Linked DNA regions of Homo sapiens: regions 2 and 3 are each linked to region 1. The links are chromatin contacts, found by Hi-C in ENCODE. All regions are on one chromosome and are shown on one strand. Each heading gives the region's core, a stretch centred on a gene start or an enhancer-like site at or near the end of the contact. The rest is flanking DNA. Distances are from core to core; before and after follow the strand shown.

Evidence for each region. Hi-C counts contacts between places; a loop is a spot of excess contacts on that map. Pooled maps may share reads with other maps.
Region 2: a loop to region 1 is called in a pooled map, with 14 times the contacts of the local background. The contact joins the promoter of ONECUT2 here to the promoter of TCF4 in region 1. A Hi-C loop is called at or near these places in 2 of 37 single-sample maps with no recorded cell type and 9 of 50 pooled maps.
Region 3: a map of OCI-LY7 shows a loop between it and region 1 (6-fold over the local background). The contact joins the promoter of STARD6 here to the promoter of TCF4 in region 1. A Hi-C loop is called at or near these places in 3 of 168 maps with a recorded cell type or tissue (OCI-LY7 and naive thymus-derived CD4-positive, alpha-beta T cell) and 9 of 50 pooled maps.

What each region holds. Positions count from the first base shown.
Region 1 is chr18:55,586,713-55,589,646 of GRCh38, reverse strand. TCF4 (transcription factor 4) reads left to right here and starts at 1,455. Exons shown (of 20, transcript NM_001083962.2): 1 at 1,455-1,609; 2 at 2,511-2,602. The coding sequence starts at 2,531.
Region 2 is chr18:57,434,014-57,436,947 of GRCh38, reverse strand. ONECUT2 (one cut homeobox 2) reads right to left here and starts at 1,574. Exons shown (of 2, transcript NM_004852.3): 1 at 4-1,574. The coding sequence starts at 1,231. RefSeq lists a silencer at 1,645-1,694 and enhancers at 1,688-2,267, 2,268-2,848.
Region 3 is chr18:54,356,482-54,359,415 of GRCh38, reverse strand. It overlaps STARD6 (StAR related lipid transfer domain containing 6), which reads left to right and starts at 1,558. Exons shown (of 8, transcript NM_139171.2): 1 at 1,558-1,624. It overlaps C18orf54 (chromosome 18 open reading frame 54), which reads right to left and starts at 1,510. Exons shown (of 9, transcript NM_001288980.2): 1 at 1,341-1,510; 2 at 546-642. RefSeq lists enhancers at 924-993, 495-1,006.

The DNA.
Region 1 (2,934 bases), core at 206-2,705:
ATGAGAGAAGAAAAAAAATCACCAACAAGAATTGTTTGAGGAAAAATTATAACTATCCTGTGTTCATTTTTTTTTTTATAAACAATAAGAAAAAGTTGTTGGATTTTTTTTTAATGATTTCTTTTTTGGGGGAGGGAATTTTGTTGCAGTTTTATGGTGGAAAATGCAAAAACCAGAGCCAGGTGCATAATCTTGTAATCTGTGGATATCCCTGGAGCAGGACTGAGTACCAGTTAAAATACTTTTTGGGGATACACATGTGAGATACTAAGTACTTGCAGAAGATTTTTGTCTCTCTTTTTAAAGTCTCTTTCCTTGGAATATTGTGAGAATATTTGTGGCCATTTAAGGTAACGTTTCAATTTGCCGTCAGAGTAAACTGTTTGTAATTGAATTTAATTTTTAAAATGTCGATCCCGATGTTTTATTAAAACAAAAGGGACAACCTATTAAATAATTGCCAATGGGAAAAAGTGTGTGCATGCATTTTGTGTATGTACTCGCACATCTAGCAATACCAGGATTTGTAGAATGTGTGTTTTTTTTTTCAAACACACGTTAAAATAGCTTATGTTGCATATACCGGATAAAGCACGCTTGTTATTACGAAACGATAGAATTATGAAGCTTAAATTTTATCCTAAAAAGTGATGTGAAAAAGTATGTTTTAAGAGCATGCAGGGCCTATAATGGTAAATGTTGAATTAAAAACTTACAGTGCTGGCGAACAGGGACTTAGCGTGCCTAGGAACTCAAGTGCAAAAACAAAACAACATCCACCCCCAAAAATTGCCCTTTTTTTTTTTCGAAGTTTGCAGTTATACTATTCTGTGACTTAAAAGGGAGGGGAAAGAAAGTATGCAATTCAGATTTCGCCCCCAACGCAAAACTACCGAAACGAAAATCTCCCCAGGAAAATGTGGCTTGATTTATAGACGAAAAAGAAAAATATTGTTCCTCTTGGCAAAGTCTTTTTGCATCACGTGTATTTGCAGCCTAGTATAAACTTGCTTTGCCGTGTGTGGATGTGTGAGTGAGAGGGAACGAGAGTAAGAGAAAGAAAGAAGTGAGGGGATGTAAACTCGAATAAATTTCAAAGTGCCTCCGAGGGATGCAACGGGCAAAAACTGAACTGTTCAGGCTTCAGATTGTAACTGACGATCTGAGGAAAAATGAGGTGCTCGATGAATTTTCGTTTGTATTTTTTGGCGAGGCGGGGGAGGTGTTGAGATTTTTTTTTTTTCCCCTCGGGGTGGGTGCGAGGGGGATGCATCCTAGCCTGCCCGACCCGGAGCAAGTCGCGTCTCCCCGCCGGAGCCCCCCCACCCATTTCTTTGCTGAACTTGCAATTCCGTGCGCCTCGGCGTGTTTCCCCCTCCCCCCTTCCCTCCGTCCCCTCCCCTCCCCGGAGAAGAGAGTTGGTGTTAAGAGTCAGGGATCTTGGCTGTGTGTCTGCGGATCTGTAGTGGCGGCGGCGGCGGCGGCGGCGGGGAGGCAGCAGGCGCGGGAGCGGGCGCAGGAGCAGGCGGCGGCGGTGGCGGCGGCGGTTAGACATGAACGCCGCCTCGGCGCCGGCGGTGCACGGAGAGCCCCTTCTCGCGCGCGGGCGGTAGGTACCGGCGCCTGCGGGGCTCGGCGGGGCGGAGGCGCCCGGCGGCGCGGGGTTCGGGCTCGGCGGCCCCGCACGCGGCTCCGCGCCTCCCGCGCCGCGGGCTCCCGGCGCCCGGCGCTCCCAGAAGAGACACCCCTTCCCCTCCCGCCGCTTCCCTCCCCCTCGCCGCCAGCCCCCCCGCCCCTCCCCTTGATGCCCCCTCGGAGGGACCGAGGACTTTGCCAGGGGCCTGACTTTAATTTTTATAACCCCTTTCTTTCACAAATTAGGGTGCTGGACAATTAGAGGACCCGACCCTCCACTCCGCTCCCCCCAACCCTGTCACCCCACCCCTCCCCCTTTGGACGTGTTTTCACTCCAGAGACGCTCATCTTTAATTTCTTGATAGCTACTTTGAAAAGCGGAGGGGAGTGGTGTGTGCGAGTGTGTGTGCGTGTGCGAGTGTGAGTGTGCGAGGGGGGTGGGGTGCAGGGTGGGGGGAAAGTTGAGATCGGATCGTTCTCAGTAGTTTCTCTTTTCTCTGTGATCCATTCATTTCTCGCTCTACCTCCTGTTGCATAAAATGATGCGCTGAAGAGCGGCTTTTTTTTTTTCTTTCCCTGATTTGGTTTTATAGTGGATGTTACCAGTTTGATCGTCTCTTTGGAAATACAATATCGCTTTTTTTTTTTTTTTTTTTTTTTTTTTTTTTTTTTTTGCTATTGCTGCCTATTCCATCTTAAAAAAACAAAACCAAACCCAACCCAACAACAAGTCTCCCATCCCTTCCTCCTTTCCACCTTAATCCCACCCGCCCCCACGTCCCCACCCCCAACCCCCCAGTCTCCAAAAATCCGATTGTGTTTTCTCCAAGGATTGGGACTGGATTTTCTGATTGCGGTTATTTCCATGTTTCTAGGTTTGTGTGATTTTGCTAAAATGCATCACCAACAGCGAATGGCTGCCTTAGGGACGGACAAAGAGCTGAGTGATTTACTGGATTTCAGTGCGGTAAGAAAGAACGGTGGAAACTAACAACAGCTGTGAAAAAAACAAAACAAAAACCCAAACACTTCAGCTAGAAACCAGTAGGAATCTAAAGGACAGTAATAATTTTTAATTGGCTGAATCCTTGGTAAATATGAAGGTCTTTTTGACAAGTTTTTAACTATAATTTTGTGGTGTGATGGAAGATTCAGGCTTTTTTTTTTTTTTGAGTTTTATTACTGGCCTTCAATTCCCTACCCACTGATTACCCCAAATAATGGAATCTCACCCCAGTGGAAAGCAAAAATAGACACCCCTAAAACTAAACCACCCCTAAAACTTGGCCATGTCTGAAC
Region 2 (2,934 bases), core at 325-2,824, 1.8 Mb before region 1:
TACCTGCCAGGCGTAAGGCGGACATGCGCTGGAACTCGGGCTCCTGAAGCCACTTCCACATCCTGCGGAAGGTCTCCCTGCCAGATTTGAGTTTACTCCACGGTTTTGGATTCCGGAGCAGGTCGGAGAGAGTCCCCTGAGACCGGCACAGCACCCTCTGCGCAAAGATCGCCTGGGGGATACTGTAGCGCTTCAGCTCCGCTGTGATGCGCTGGGCCACCTCTTTGGTGTTGATTTCTTCCAGCTGGCCCGACGTGGCCACCTGCGAGCCCGATGAGGACGAGGGTGGCCGCTCGCGACTGGGTGCCAGCACCGGCCCGTGAGACTGAGTGTGGCCCGGGTGGTGCAGGCCGTTCAGGTGCGACATCATGGCCGCAGGTGGGGTGCCCAGGCCGCGGGACAGGTGTTGCTCACCGCGGGTCAGCATGGCAGTGTGGTGCGCGTCGAAGTTGGGGCTGAGCATTTTGTCGTGGCCCGGCGGACCGTAGTTGGGCAGACTCTGCTGCGCGTTGTGGAGGCCGCCTAGCCCGTTGCCCAGCGGCGTGGCGGCCAGCGGGGACAGGCTCTGGCTCATGCCGGGCATCTCCTTGTAGGGACTGTAGAGGTTGTTCATGGCCGGGAGCCCGCGCTCGTCGCGCATGAGGGTGAAGCTGCCGCTGACGTTGCCGGACAGGCGCTGGTGGTGGTGGTGGTGGTGGTGGTGCGGATGGTGGTGCGGGTGAGGGTGGTGGAACTTGTCAGACACGGTGGAGATGGGTGGCAGCGGCTGGAGCGGTGTCAGCGTGGTGTAGGTGTTGCTCATGCCCATGCCAGGCGGAGACGAGTCGCAGGACATGCTCATGGCGTGGTGCAGCGGGATGGAGAGCTCGGGCCGGTAGTCGCCGCCGTCCAGGATCGAGGCCATGCTGGTGACCATGGCCGAGCGCGACGCCGCCGCTGCCGCCGCTGCCGCCGTGCCCAGCTCCTGGTGCGCGGTTGGAGGCGGCGGAGGGCCCCGCAGCGAGCCAGCGGCGCCGCGGCCCGCGTGGTGGGGGCTGGGGCTGGCCAGCAGCTCCTGCTCATGGCCCGGGCCCCCGCCGCCGCCCCCGCCGCCCCCGCCGCCGCCCCCGCCACTGCCGCCGCCGGCCGGCCCGTGCAAAGTGCCCAGACTTTCCATTGTCAGCTCCGGGTTCATGGCGCAGCCTTCTAGGTCTTTGGTGAGGCATCGATAGGCGGTGTAGGCAGCCTTCATTCAGTCCATCAGGGCCCGGGGGCGGCGGGGGCGGCGGGGGCGGCCGGCGGGCGGGCAAGGCGCGCGTGGCGGGGCTCGGCTGCGGGAGTGGGGGCGGGCGCGGGAGTGAGTGGAGAGGAGTGCGCGTGCGGGTGTGCGCCCCGGGCTGCGGGCGGGCTCGCCCGGGGTGGGGGCGGGGTGGGGGCGGACGGGGCGTGCGTGCGGGAGAGGGGAGGGGACGGGGAGGGAGGGAGGGATCACCGGGCCCCGCCGCTCGGGCCGGCTCGCAGCCTCGCCATGTCCGAGCCCGCTCCGGCGCCGACGTCTTCTGTTTGGGTGAGCGGGAGCTGTCCAGAAGGGCTCTGCCGCTCGCCGGGGCAGCCAACCTACCCTCCCGGACCTGGGGCGGGGCCACGCCCGACGGGCGCCAAGCGCAACCACTCCGAGGCCGCAGCTGCCCCGGGAGGCGGGCCTTCCACGGGAAGCTACCAGTGGCTGTGGAGGGGGCGGGGCCGCACTTTTCAGGTTTGGCTGACGGCTCGGTGCCTTTTTTACCTCCTTTGCTACTGGAATCAAACGTCAAGGAGAGGGAGGGAGGAGAAGGTGGGGGGGTCGCTGGGGAGAGGGAGGCTGGAGTGCGAGCGAGCGAGAGAGATTCGGTGAAAGATGCCGTGCTGTGTCCCCCCTGAGCAGCTGCGATCTGGGGGAAGGGGCATTGCTTCAATCGCCTTCGCCTCACCCCAAAGCTTTCCTGGAGGCGAGTAAGCCGGGAGCAAAAGACTCCGCTATGTGCCAGTATAGACAAACACTCGTCACTAACAAGCCACTTACCGAGAGTCCCTAGCTGGGAGCCAATAGTTTAGCCTTTTAAAATGCAGGCGCTAATGTATTCTAATGCATGGTAAATTCCCGAGGCCGGGACATGCATAATCTACGCGGTCAGAGCAACTGTAGTGCCCTCGTCGCCAGCGAGCTGCGGCCGGCCGGCGGCCCACGGGCGGCGCGGGCAGCAGTAATGCATGCAAAGTTAACACAATAACATCATTTAATTACCCGGTGAGCCCATAAATCTCAGTTATGAGGCTTCCGAAGAGCCCTGCTAGATTGCAAAACAAAACTAGAATTCCGGGAGCTGCCGTTTCAAGGTGACCAAGTGCTTTCTGCATCAGCGACTTGGAAAGAAGTGGGGAGAGTGTAGAACCGGTGAGGTGGAGGTGAGGAGGGTCGCTGGTGTCCCAAGTGAGCAAACTTCTCCTGGGGGCAGAGAGTAAGCAAACCAGCTGAGACGGCAACCACGGACCTTTCTCCTAACACGAGACACACACACGCGCACACACACACACACACACACACACACACACTCCCGCTTCTCTCAAATCCCGGGAGAGAAACGGCGGTGGGCAGACGACAAGGAATCCTGGCTGACACCTGCATATTCAAACCTTGTTTCTGAAAAGACCAGCGCCCCGGCCAGCCTGAGAACGCTCACAAGCCAAGGCTTTAAAAACCGCACCTACGTCTTCCTAGAATTTCCGTTGTTTGGCAACCCCAGGTCTGGAGGTGGGAGTGGAACTGGGGGACAGAGAGTTGGAGATTTCTGCAGTCCGAGTCGGGGTGGAGGGGTAGTTGAAGACAGAGAGGCCAACACCCGGCATAAAGCCTTAAACGTAACAAGATTCTTCCAAAGCAGGTTGCGCTCTGTTTGCCTCCGAAGATTCAAGCTA
Region 3 (2,934 bases), core at 309-2,808, 1.2 Mb after region 1:
CAAATGGCAGAACATAAGGTAACAGTTGTTTCGTCTCATTGATTTATCTGAATTCTGTAATACTGGTATATCTCTGACGAATGGCTAAACTAAGCCAGCTTTACCTTTTTCGTATCCCTTTTATTTAAAGAAGTTTAAACTCACTCAAGTAAATTTGTTTGGATAAGCCTGACCAAATGTTTTCTGTCTTTGAATGCCGAACAGGCTACTGATTTTATTTTACAAAACCTTGAAAGAGAAAGCTGTTGTATTGGTCTCCGTAAGTGGGTGATAACATTTACTAGTTATTTCAACTCACAGGACAGACAAAAAGAAAATGCACAATTTAAGTTTCATTATGAAAAGTTTTCCAACTTTTCCCCAAAAGAGTATACAAAAGTAGAATCGTTCAATAAACCCCTATGTACTCATCATCCTGCTTCCAACAATCGCTGAACAGACCCCAATTGTAGCTAAAGTGGGTAGGGACCCACCCACTTCTCCCCACTTCAGCCACAGGATTATTTTGAACCCCACATATCTCATGCAAATCCCATATATCTTACCATTTCCTCCGTACAGGCTTCAGTTCGAATCTCCAAAAGAAAATCCATCACGCGGAAGAACAGAATGTTAAACTTATTGACAACAAATTTTAACTAACTTTGATTCAAAAACAGAATGTTCAGTGTTAAATAGCCAATGGGAATATCGCACAGGAAATTAAGAACAACTCTTGGAAATAGCTCTGTGACTGCTAAGTTAGGAAAGGGAACGTTTGTTTACTCGGCAGCAGAAAACCAGGAACCCACCGACCGGCCAGCGAAGGTCGCCCGTCTCCAGCAGTGCGCATCGTTCCCCTACCCCGGGCGCCCTGAATTCCAATTTTTCCAGTCCCAATCAGGCGACACCCTCCCTTTGGTGTTCCACCGCCCGTCAGTCACAGACACAGACAAGTTCTTCAGTGAGATGCTTTTCACTCCGAAACCATTTATTCAGCAGCCAGGGCGAGCGCAGCAATGGACTGAAGGAGAAGTGTTCCGAAGCGACAGCCCCAGAGCGCAAGCCCCTTCCTGTCGCCGCCTCAGGTCCGCAGACGCCCGTGTGAGCCCCCTCCGCCGCGTCCCGCGACCCTCCCTCGCCCAGGGGGCACTCCCCCTACAGTGTTCTTCCTTCCACAGAGACTCCACAAGCGCCCTCCCTCAGGAGACGTCTCCTCCTCTTTCCTCGCCACTCTCCTTTCGCCTTTTCTCGGCTGTCACAGGATGGGACAACCCTCGAAAAGACACCCTCCTTTCCGTCCTAACTCACCCCTAAGGCCCCAAAATAAAAATAAAGGAAAACAAAAACAAAAACCGCACACTTCCACAGCTCTCCGCCGAAAGCTCAGGCCTGTTACCCAACGCGAGACACCACAAAGCATCCCCAACCCGGACACCGCCCCGCCTCAGGCTCGGCTCACTCGCAGCTTCCTCCGCAGTCACAGCAGAGCTCGACACCCGCGCTCGCTTTCAAACCGCCCCAACATGGCGCCGGCCTGCGGTGCGCATGCGCGGCAGTGGGGCGCCGGGCGCGAGCGGAGATGAGGGAGCGGCCGGAGAAGAGAGGATGCTGTTGAGCGTTAGGTCGCGACCCCTGCTGGAAGGTGCTGTTTCTCCCTCCTTTCTGGGGCTGGGAATGGGGGGATGTGGGCTGCATCCAAGTCGCTGCCCCCCACGCCCTTCCAACCTCCGTCACAGCTATTCTCGGCCAGTTTGCGCGGGGACTTGCTGATCTCCCTTCAGCCGGCCCCGGGGTCTGCGGGAGGGGACTGGGTGGGGAGGGAGACTTAAGGGCGCTGGCGGCTGTCGTTCCGGTCGCTGAGAGTCTGCCCCACAGCTCCAGTTTTTCCAAGTGAGTTCAGCCTCCCCGCTTCCAGAGCATCCCCCGCCAAAAATAAGATATCGTCTCAGCTAGTAGGCAGTCCCCCCTCACCACTTCTTTCACTCCCTCTTCAGTGCCTTTCCTCTCACACCCCGGAGCCTCTCACACACAAAGCAGATGGGAGATTGGAGACCCGAGTTTAGCCAGGGATGGGATTTAACAAACTCCTAGGAAGCCTTGATTCCCAGGGAAGAATGGCAGTGACCCCGCACGGATTGGGGACCCAGTCAGGCAGCTCAGAAAGAGGGTCATTGTACAAACAGATGTAAAGACTCACTAACATGTGTGAACCTGTCTGTAAGTCTGGAAGGAATCCAGTTTCAACCAATTGGTGTATCAAAAAAAGAGGCCATCCCAATGTTGGTTTATGTTTATTTTCCACTGACCCTATGAGTGAAGATATCCTTGACCATGAGTCCATCTGAATATGTTCCAGCTCATCCGACGTTCCACCACCATGTAATACAATTGTAGTCTTACTGTTTGCACTTTCTTCTTTTTACCCTTTGTAGCCTACTAAATTTTACCTTCCCTTTTCTCTTAGCAAATGAAAAAGTCCGGAAGCTATAACGTTCAGTTTAGTGGTTAAACACAGGTCTATTGTGGCAGTAATAGTTGGTGATTTGAAAATAAGACATACCCTGCTAGTGGTATGTCCCAATAATCTTCAAAGTCTCTAGATCAATTAATATCAAGTAGGTTTCCAATAGGAAATCAAGAACGGTGTTTTATATGCTAAGACGAGCCCTGGTCGGGGATTAACAATCCTTGTTAATTGTTAGTGACGTAAGCTTAAAAACTTAAATTTTTGTATCCACGTTCCACCTAAGTGTCTTTTTAAACTGAGTTCCTTTAAAATAGTTTCTTAAAGATTCTTTTTATAAACAGTATCTTTTAAAGTTTTTTGTACTATATTTTTCTTTCATCTTGGGGCATATATGTAGCAAATGTTTCCTAATGAAGACAAAGTATAGATAAAGGACACTGAGAAGATATAAAGAAAATTATCAAATATATTGACCTAATTCATGG